Regions from separate parts of the Homo sapiens genome. Here region 1 is linked to region 2. Evidence: chromatin contacts called from ENCODE Hi-C or POLR2A ChIA-PET data. All regions are on one chromosome and are shown on one strand. The core of a region is the stretch at or near the end of the contact, and the rest is flanking DNA. Distances in the headings are between cores, read along the strand shown.

What was found. Hi-C counts contacts between places; a loop is a spot of excess contacts on that map. ChIA-PET counts read pairs that join two places held with the same protein, here RNA polymerase II (POLR2A). Pooled maps may share reads with other maps.
Region 1: a loop to region 2 is called in a map of OCI-LY7, with 2.1 times the contacts of the local background. The contact joins the promoter of RBBP8 here to the enhancer-like site in region 2. A Hi-C loop is called at or near these places in 11 of 168 maps with a recorded cell type or tissue (B cell, CD4-positive, alpha-beta T cell, CD4-positive, alpha-beta memory T cell and 5 more), 4 of 37 single-sample maps with no recorded cell type and 16 of 50 pooled maps. POLR2A ChIA-PET finds 5 or more read pairs at or near these places in 6 of 52 experiments (CD4-positive, alpha-beta T cell, H1, OCI-LY7 and 3 more).

What each region holds. Positions count from the first base shown.
Region 1 is chr18:22,930,520-22,935,883 of GRCh38, reverse strand. It overlaps RBBP8 (RB binding protein 8, endonuclease), which reads right to left and starts at 2,556. Exons shown (of 19, transcript NM_002894.3): 1 at 2,320-2,556. RBBP8-AS1 (RBBP8 antisense RNA 1) reads left to right here and starts at 2,120. Exons shown (of 5, transcript NR_198963.1): 1 at 2,120-2,296. It overlaps MIR4741 (microRNA 4741), which reads right to left and starts at 2,535; the gene lies at 2,446-2,535. RefSeq lists enhancers at 1,763-1,812, 2,173-2,302, 1,986-2,826 and a silencer at 2,433-2,512.
Region 2 is chr18:23,069,821-23,074,831 of GRCh38, reverse strand. No RefSeq gene overlaps it. Among named protein-coding and RNA genes, the nearest start is that of CABLES1, 63 kb to the left of the region's middle. Within about 2 kb of position 3,316, at least 4 of the 41 ENCODE cell types and tissues checked have a DNase peak (open chromatin) inside an H3K27ac peak, as active enhancers do; they include OCI-LY7, where a contact is called at or near this core.

The DNA of each region.
Region 1 (5,364 bases), core at 1,307-3,806, 140 kb after region 2:
ATCTTAGAGTCATAAGACAATTAGGGTAATGTTACTTCATGCCTCTCTTAGAATAAAGGTGAATCATTAAGTTTATTACATAGTCCTTGAAGAAACCAACAGGTTAAGAAGTTTGAATGGATTAGTAAATATTTTAATATGTGTTCTTAAAATGAAACCATTAATTAGCTACAACTTAAAAAGTAATAGTGATCAGCAAGTCTACTAAACCTCACATCTGGCTCCTTAGCCAAAGCAAACTGATTGTTTCCTGCTAACCATTTCCTGAGGTCTCTGACAAAGGGGCTGAAAGAGTAATTCTGAAGGGAGCAGGAGTATATGTGAAGCCACTTGGTGAACCGTCAAGAGCTACAAAAATAAACTATCAAGCTTTGCAAAAATTGTGATTAGACTTTTAAAAAATAATCCAGAAACTAAATATGAGCTGGATTTTAGATATTAGGAAATTATTAATTTTCTTGGGTATGATAATGATGCGGTTTTGTTTGTTTTTTTTTTAGAAAGGCCTTATCTGTTAAAGGGATATTTACCGAGATATTTACAGGTAAAGGGATATACTCTGCGATTTGCTTGAAAAAAAAAAAATCCAGCAAAAACAAACAAAAATGGATGTTGGGTGAAGAGATGAAACAAGGGCTGAACTTCAACAATTTCTGAAGCTGGGTGGGTGCGTATACAATGGGGTTCATAATTCCAGTATTTCTCTTGTGTACATTTATTTCTGTAAAAAAGTTTTTAAAAGTAGAATTAGGTGCACTGCATTAGTTTTGTTACCAAAGAGGTTTTTATTCTATCTTTAACTCTAACAGATAAACAAATGGGCCTATATATAATTGTGAATAAAAGTCACCATTTGTTTCCCACATACCAGAAACTATAGAATATTAATATTAATATTTGTATTTATATATTATTTAATATATAATTATATATTATAGAATATTTATATTCTACCTAACCTTCAGAAAAACTCTGTAAGACAGCTACTATAATTTCATTTTAGAGTTGGGGGAAGAGGCGTAAGGCAGTAAATGTCCAAGGTCACACAGCTGGGACATGGCTATGTCAGGGATGGAAATCAAGTCATGAGACCAATAACTGTAAAATACCTCTCTGTAGCCCGCATGTTCTCAATCATAGGTGGGAACTGAACAATGAGAACACCTGGACACAGGAAGGGGAACGTCACACACCGGGGCCTGCCGTGGGGTGGGGGGAGGGATAGGATTAGGAGATATACCTAAAGTAAATGACGAGTTAATGGGTGCAGCACACCAACATGGCACATGTATGCATATGTAACAAACCTGCACGTCGTGCATATGTACCCTAGAACTTAAAGTATAAAAAATAATAATAAAATAAAGAAAAAATACCTCTCTGCAGCAAAAAGAAAAAAAAAGAAGACATAAACGATTTCTATTAAGTCAACAGTTTAAAATGAAGGTTTAATTACTTCAATGACCGAAAAAGTATTAACATATTCGTTTAAAGAGTGTAAAATAAGCATCCTTTACGTATCTATCTTCAAGTAAGTGATGTACAGTGCCTTAAAAACAAAACATAAAAACAAAACATTCAACTTGCAAATTCTGGCTCGCAAAACCCTTTCCACCTACCCGCATGCCCGGCACTTTTTGTTAGCATCTCTCTCTGCAATGAACCGTTATTCGAGGCACGACGACAATGTACATTTTTCAATCTCTCAGAACGTCACGTCTTACCTCCCAAGTTGCATTCTGGGCTCAAAGGCCTGTAATTTGTGTGTATTCCTTAGTATAAACCACTACACTGCAGGTGCTCACCAAAATACTCGCTGCCACACCACAGGTATTCTCACACGGGTAAGGCGAGAGGCACATTTCATCACACAGGGGACTTGAACAAACTGCACGGGACATTTCAGGGGTCCTCTTATGGGCGGAGCAGAGCAGCGGGGCAAAGGCTTTCCAGCCAGGTCCCTTCTCCATCCATTTCTCCCCAGGTGCCCGCGCCGGTTCCGCGTGCGGGTCTGGCCAAAAAACCTCCGAAGCGCGCGCGCGAGCCGCAGTCGGCGCATGCGCGGGGCGGGCTTGGCGGCGAAAGGCGCTTCCTCAGCCCGCGCGGGAGACCCAGAAGTAGTACTGAGGTAGCGCTCGTCCTCCCGCCGGTCCACCACCACCGAGTGTAGCCCGGGCCCGGCCTATTTCATCAGACACAACCCCAGAGCCGGGAGCCACCCCTACCCCGGGAGCCCTTCGCCAAGCACGCAGCTCCAGACCAGAAGCAGTCGCTCCGACCCAGAGCTCCGGGTGGGGTAAAGAGATTGCTTTTACTCACCGCCTCCGAGATTGCCTCGGGATTCGCGAAAGCCCCCGAAGGGAAGCGAGCACTTTCTGAGGCTGTGAAAGGACGGCTGCTCGCTTTTCTCTTTCGCCCTTTTCCCTCACCAGAGTGCCAAATCCTCGGTGGGAAAGCCGACCCCTCCGGACAGCCCGCGCTTTAAGGCCGGGGGCTGCCGGCCGGGCTCGGAGGCGGCCGGACCCGCCCCGCCCGGGAGCCCGCGCGACGTCACGCGGGAGTTCCACTTGCGTCACGCCCCTTCCTCCAGCTGCCCATCGCGGCGGCGCACTTCGTGCCCTAGCTGAGGAGCGGGCTCTTCGGTGCGGCCCATCCCGGAGGGCGATGGTTGGGGAGGGGAGCGCTACCTCGGAGCTGCCGGGAGCTACCCGAAGAGTCTGGCGACCGCCACAGCATTTCTGAATTGCGCTGGGGAAAGCTCAAGCCGTTCTGTTGGGGGAGCATCAAGCCCTTGCGGTTCTGTGAAAGTTATCTGTACACTGTGTCTAGCTTAAGCATTTTGCAGGGAAGCATGTGTAGAGTGACCTGTACCGAATGAAGAGTTAAAATTAACTGATGGGGGGTATGGACGCGGATCCGTCTAACATAGTTTTCGGCCTTGTCGCTGTTATCTGCAGTTTAGTGATGTGACCTGACAGGGTTGTGCGGTAACGCCATAGATCAAAACGATCTGTATTTTGCTGAGGTTAAACGGGAAGTTTCTGGCAAATTTGAAACGAGAAGGAATCTCCTTCAGCATTATTTATTGGGACAACATGCTGTTAGATAATTTTTTTTAAAAAGTCCATTTTTCTTGTGGCTGTTCGTTTGAGATTCAAACCGATAGTAGGTATTCCTATTTCTCCTGATTTGTAAAAGAATCGTTTTTAGACCACTAGAAATTCTACAAATGAACAAAATAGACTAGAATCAAATATCTTTTAAACCAGTCCAGTACTTTTGTGTAATTATTCTAAGACCTGGGAAGGGATAATATTAACAGGCTTTAAAAGTTTAGTACTTAGAAATCATAAATACAAAGTGGAAAGGTAATTTTTCCACCTGTCCCACATCTTAAGGGATGAATAAATATAACTTAAAAAGTTAGTATACAGAAGAGGGGTGCTAAACCTTCTATTAGCCTGTTACAGCAACTATCATTCACTTCCCCATTTTATAAGACTTAACTCCACATTTTTAAAAGAAAATGGATGAAATTTTGACTATGTAATTTTTAACGCAAGATAGGAAACATAATTGACAGAGTGAAGCTTTTATGTTTATGACAGAAATAACCTGTAATAAGTTTGTCATTTAACAGAGTATTGAAAGAGCAGTGTGCTGTGGTCTCTACTGTGGTCCAAAGAAAAACTGAGCAGAATGACCCAACCTGTTCCTATGGCCTCTGCCTGTGTCTCACTCTCTAATCCATTTATGCAAGTCAGAAACCAAAGAGTCATCCTTGACACTTTATTCATCCCTAACTTCCATATCCAAGCCATCACGCAGTCCAATTTTACTTACTAAACATGTAAATCCATCCCCTTCTCTCCATCACTACCTCCATAATCCAAGATACTGTTATTTCTTACCTAGTCTACTGCTAGGCTCCTTTCCACATCCACGCTACCAACCACCCCTCCTAAATCTTTGTTTTCACTGGTGTTCAGAAAAAAATTTGAACTTCTATTCTCCATATATATATTTAATTTTAAATTACATACATGTACTGTTGAAAAATGGTACATGATCTAATGAAGTTACAGGCTCTGAAGTCAGACATCTGGGTTTAAATCCTGCTCTAATACTTCCTTACTGAGTGACTTTGGACTGACTGCTTAAGCTCGCTGTCCCATTTTACCTACCTGTAAATTGAGGATAATAATAGTACCAACCTCACAGGGTATTAAGATTAAATGAATATATGTAAACTGCTTAGTATTCAGATATATACTATGTGCCCAAAAGCTAGCCATAATTAGTATTTCTTAGCTAATATGATTATAATCCATTTTAAAAGCATTTTTAAAGGATAAAAAATAGAATAAAAATACATCTTCCCTCCTCCACCTTAAATTGTGTCTACTTTGAGACCACTTCTCTATACTGCAGCTACTGTGATCTTGAAAAGTAAATCTGTTAATGTCACTATGCTGCTTAAACCCTTTCAGTGGCTTCCAGTTACTCTGTGAAGGAAGCCCCTTTGAATTGCCTCTGCTACCCCTTTGGCTTTATTTCCAGACATTTTCTGTCCTCTGGTCTCACTAGACTTTTGATGTCTCCTAGGCCATTGCGTGCTATTGTCTCTGCCTGGAGTTCTCCACCAAACCTACCCCCACTCTTTGCCCCAGCTATCTACTAATCATGTTTTTATCTTATTTCAATAGTCTCTTCTACTAGATCCTCCTACAGTACCATGTAACCTCCCCATCTTACAGTTTTTATTGTTTTAGTTATTTAATTAATTCTGTCTCCCCACTGGACTGTAAATTTCTTGAGATAAAAAACCACGTCTTGGGCCAGACTTTGGGTGGCTGAGGCAAGAGGATCACTTGAGGCCAGGAGTTCAAGATGAGCTTGGGCAACATAGTGAAATCTTGTCTCCTATTCTAAAAATCAAACCAAAATAGCTGGACACAGTGGTTCGTGCCTCTAGTTCTAGTTACTGTGGAGGCTGAGGTGGGAGGATTGCTTGAGCCCAGGAGTTCAAGGCTGCAGTGAACTATGATTGTGCCACTGTACTCCAGCCTAGGTGACAGAGCGAGAGACCCTGTCTTAAAATTAAAAAAATAAAAAATAAAAAAGGTTTGTTCACCCTTTTATCTCCAGGAACTAGCCCAGTGTCTGCCACCAAATCAATATTCTATGAATGAATGAAATGGGCATTCCCTGGTGGATCCCATTTCTATGTAAATGGAAACCTTTGGGTACATTCAAAATTCTTAGATTTTTAAATGAGATTTTATATGGCCACTTTAACAATGGAAATGGCGGGCATCCTCATAGATAGGTTCTAAAGCTTTAAGAACCACATGGAATAAATTT
Region 2 (5,011 bases), core at 2,067-4,566:
ATAATAAAAATAAATGCAACAGTCACTTGAAATTTATCATGAATTGTATATTCTTTCTCATGTGTTTTAGTGGAAATCACTGTTGTCCATGTCATGCTGCTGAAACTCCACTTCATACATACAGTACATACATACATGTATTACAGAATAGCAGTCGTATTCCCAGAGCACTTTATAGTTTTTAAACTGATCTCATTTACATAACTTCCTCATTTGGTCCCTGGTGATCATCAGGATGAGTATTAGTAGTCCCATTTTACAGATGGGGAAATAAAAACTCAAAGGAGTTCATTGACATATAGGAGCACTTGGAAATCCTTCTATCTGCAAGGGCCTTTGGTTTACAATGTCTTATTTCTCTCCTCCACCACCCTCTATGAACTTATATCCAGATTTCTCAATGACACCTGTTGACTCTCATAAAAGTGTTCTTCCCTGGAATTAGGTTCTGGATGGTGGTCACCTTGTGTCAGTTCAGAGCAAAGTTCTGGAAGGTTCAGGGGAGGGCTTGTTTTTTCAGTGTTCCTCCGTGTGATGACTGCCTCCGGGTGTCCTGAGCTTCAGGGTCACTCTGCAGCTGAGACGCAGCACTGCCTGGCTCACAGGGCACTCCCAGTCTTGTTTTGACTGTACATCGATGTCGTCTCCTGCACTGCGCTATGTGGTTTCGGGATGCAGAGTTTCACAGAAGGCATATCAGGCTGTGAATACTCCACCCCCATCCCATCACAAAAACCAGTCCAAGGAAAACACCAAATGCTAATTGAAACTAAGACAACGGCACAAATATTTATGGGGGCAGAAATTCAAACAACACTAGCAAAAACAAAGAACACATTTCAAATTGGTATTAATTAAACAAAAAGAAACACTATGGTATCTAATGTAAATATTTTGTTATCAGATCTGATACCTTCAAATGATTATTACAACTAGGAGGATAAGATAATATAAAATATTTACTTAAAAAAATTAATTTTAGCCATTTGCCTTCATATTGGTCCATGCTGCCATGGAAAAGGCCTGGGATAGGAGTCAGAATAAATGCCAGAAGTAGCTATGTCATTCTGAGCATGTCACCTAACATTGTCCAACGTGGCTTTCAGTTTCCTCAACTGAGAAGAAAAGAAGAGATGAGAGGAGATAAGAAAACAAAAAGAAAGGTTGGGAAAGAGAGGTAGCTCAGCAAATGTATCATCCACAGGGGCTGAACTATGTGATCTCTGATGTACTGGTTTCTATTGGTTCAGAGTGTGGACTCAAGCCAGGGTGCCCAGGTTCAAATCCTAGCTCCCTCATCTACTGGCTGTGTGACCTTGACATATTTCTTCACTTCTCTGCACCTTCATTTCCTTATTTGGGAAACCCAGCCTCACTGAGTTGTGAGCATTAAATTATTAAATATACAAATATATACGTACTGAATAGTTCCTAGCACATGGTAAGTACCTGGGAAATGTTAGGTCTTAGGGTTTTTTTTTTTTTCTGAGACAGAATTTTGCTCTGTTGCCCAGGCTGGAGTGCAGTGGTACGATCTCAGCTCACTGCAACCTCCGCTTCCTGGGTTCAAGTGATCCTCCCACCTCAGCCCCCAACCCGTCTCCCTCAGTAGCTGGGTCTACAGGTGTGCACCACCTCACCCGGCTCAGTTTTCTATTTTTGTAGAGGCAAGGTTTCAGCATGTTGCCCAGGCTGGTCTCAAACACCTGAGCTCAAGCCATCCTCCCACCTCAGCCCCCGAAAGTGCTGGAATTACAGGCGTGAACCACTGCATCTGGCTAGGTCTTAGTATTATTATTAGATAATCTTACTTGGAGGATAAAATAATGTACATTGGAGGAAAAAAAAAGTGTAGAGGACTTCTCTAAGGATTCTGTGTTTTGCCCAGAGTATAAATAGCAGAAAGGAAGGAAACTAATATTTATTAGGTACCTACTTTACGTGTGTGTATGTGTGTGTGTGTGTGTGCGTGTGTTGTGTCTGTGTATAGTATATTTTGAGTCAGGATCTCGCCCTGTTTCCCAGGATGGAGTGCAGTGGTCTGATCATAGCTCACTGCAGGATTGAACTCCTGAACTCAAATGATCCTCCTGCCTTGGCCTCCTGAGTAGCTAGGACTACAGGCATGTGCCATTATGCCTGTCTAATTTTTAATTTTTAAAAATTTCCATAGAGACAGAGTCTTGCCATGTTGCCCAAGTTGGTCTCAAACTCCTGGCCTCAAGAGATCCGCCTGCCTTGGCCTCCCCAAAGTACCTATTATATTTGAAGCTACTATATTCCCATTGACTAGATGAAGGTGGCACAAATGAGGACTGAAAAAATATCTTCTCCGGGAATGAATCCTGTGAAATAAGTATTTTTCTTTCCTTTTCAAGAGAGGAGTCTGAAGATCAGAAAGGCTAAGTAACTTGCTTGAGGTCACATAGCTAGCAATGGCTGAGGGGGGATTTGAACCCCAGTCTCCATGGCTCTGAAGCCCATGCTGCTTCCCTTATGACATACTTTCCAGGAGATTTTGGCCAGGAAGGGCATATTCGTGTGTCCTGCCCAGACTGAGACGGGGCTTTGGCTTGGTGACGGTTGCTTCAGCAGAGCACGACCAGGGTGCTGGTAATTTCACCACACGCTGCCTTCATCCCAGCCGCTGTCGTCTCCTCTCTTCCAGCTGCTACCACCATCCAACCACCCCCTCTCCCTTCCGCGAATATGATCAGTGTCAGGCCAGGATGGGTTTCATATGAGGTTATGTTTCATATGTAAAGTAGTGGACAGATAGCTGATCCTCAGCTGGTATATAAAGTAGGTATTCAATATGTTTGCTTTTCCTTCCTAGCCAAGAAGACACACCATTGCCCCTCCCTCTGTGCTCCTGTCCCGTCTCTTTTGCTCCTTTAACCTCTACAGCAGTGATGCCTGCTTTAGGCCAAAAAACCCAGGTGACTTGGACATTCACGTTCAAGGCACTTCTTTTGCTAGTCACTGTATCAATTATTAAGAATACACAGGTAAATAAAGCATGGCCCCTGCTCTTGGGGAATTCACACATAACTGGGGAGAAATGTCTAAAAATGGTTAAGGCTCATTTTTGCAGGTGCATGCAGAAAGCCAGGAATGGTGGTAGGGGAGGTAATGACTCTGTCTGCCAGAGGACTGGCGAAATCCCACTAGACAATGTGATTTCCCACCTAGAGAAGAGTTCAAGGGGTGAGAGGAAGGGCAAAATAAAGACAACCACATATGTAAAGGCCCAGAGTCATGAAAGACTACAAGACATCCAGGAAGTGGTGAGAAACCACGTGTGTGTGTAGCAAACGGTGCCTGGGGAGGATGTGGGCTGACTGGGAGGGGTCTTGTGTGCAGCTTCAGAGCCTGCAATGTGCCCAGAGGCAGGGAGCCAGAGAGACTGGATGGAGGTGGAATTGATATGTAAGAAGCTCACTCTGGGCCAGGAGAGGTGGCTTATGCCTGTAATCCCAGCATTTTGGGTGGGCGAGGCCGGTGGATCACCTGAGGTCAGGAGTTCCAGACCAGCCTGACCAACATGATGAAACCCTGTCTCTACTAAAAATACAAAAATTAGCCGGGTGCGGTGGGGGGCACCTGTAATCCCAGCTGTTGGGGGCTGAGGCAGGAGAACTGCTTGAACCTGGGAGGTAGAGGTTGCAGTGAGCCAACATTGTGCCACTGCACTCCAGCCTGGGCAAAAGAGCAAGACTCTGTCTCAAAAAAAAAAAAAAAAAAAAGGAAGCTCACTTTGGCAGTACATATGTTTTGAGAATGCTGTGGTGTGGGGATAGATTTGTGGAGGAAAAGCAGTCAGGAGGCTGTCTTCCTAATTCATCTGTGGACTCCAGGGTCTCCTCTATGGTAGGTGGTGGAAGGGACAACTGAAGTGCAATGGTTGAGGTGGCATCACCAGGATTTCGTGACTGGTGGGATGTGAAAACTCAGGGAGGGGAGGCATCAAGGGTCATACGCATGATTCTCCTTGGGAGACTGAGCTGTGGGAACCATTTAACGGAGGCAAGAACACAGGAGGAGTGTCACCGACCGCAGGTTCTTGGGCCCCCATGCAACAGAAGTTGACACAAGGCCAAGCAAGTTCCCCAGACAAGACTTTATTCCAGGTTTATATTTGAACACAAGGGATACAGCACTGGAGGGAGAGTTCTCTGGCTGGCTCCCCAGGGTATGTCTGGTGTTTCTAGGAAGGTTGACAGGCATCTACATGAGCTATGTGAGTGTCGTGACATGTGCAGAGTGGAGCGCAGGGCGCACAGGTGCAGTGAGCAAGCAGGTTAGTACCCGCACCGCAGGATCACAAAATGGCAGCAAAGTCCCTTCCCGGGTGGGGATTTTAGTATTATGATGAGGCAAGGGGTAAAGGTTGGTCATTCGTCTGGTCTTGTGCACATGCGGTCGATAGGGTTAACTCCCGTGAGTAAGATTGACTGTGGGATGCTGTTTATCTTCGTTCCTTCAAGGTTTTGCAGTCAGTGGGGATGGCACCAATGATAGGAGGTGATATAAGATCTGGTAATAGGAGGGTATAGAAAAAAGTGTGTTAGAGGTGGGGGCTGAGTCCTGTCCCTACTCTGTCTCCTTAGTGGGGACAGAGGCCAAGTTCCTCCCTACTCAGGAGGACAACTTTGGCCAGGGGCATAACAAAATGAGGCTTTGATAGGTTAAGTTTGAGGTGCTAGGTGACAGCAATACAAAAACATCCAGTCAGTGGGCCACAGAAAACACAGGGCTGGGGGCTGGGAGAGAAGTCGACCCACTGGCTTATGATAGTTCAAGAAATAGGAACTGATGAGCTTACAGTGGAGAAAATACTGTACCTTGGCAAATACAGTCATTTAAGGAGCAGGTAGAGGAGGAGTCAATGAAAGGGTTAGAGAAAAGACAGTCTAAGAAGAGGAAAGAAAAACCAGAGAATGAAGTGTCCCTGTGGACTGGCAAGTTACCGGAAGCAGGGTGAGACCCAGAGAGCCGACTACCCTGGAGA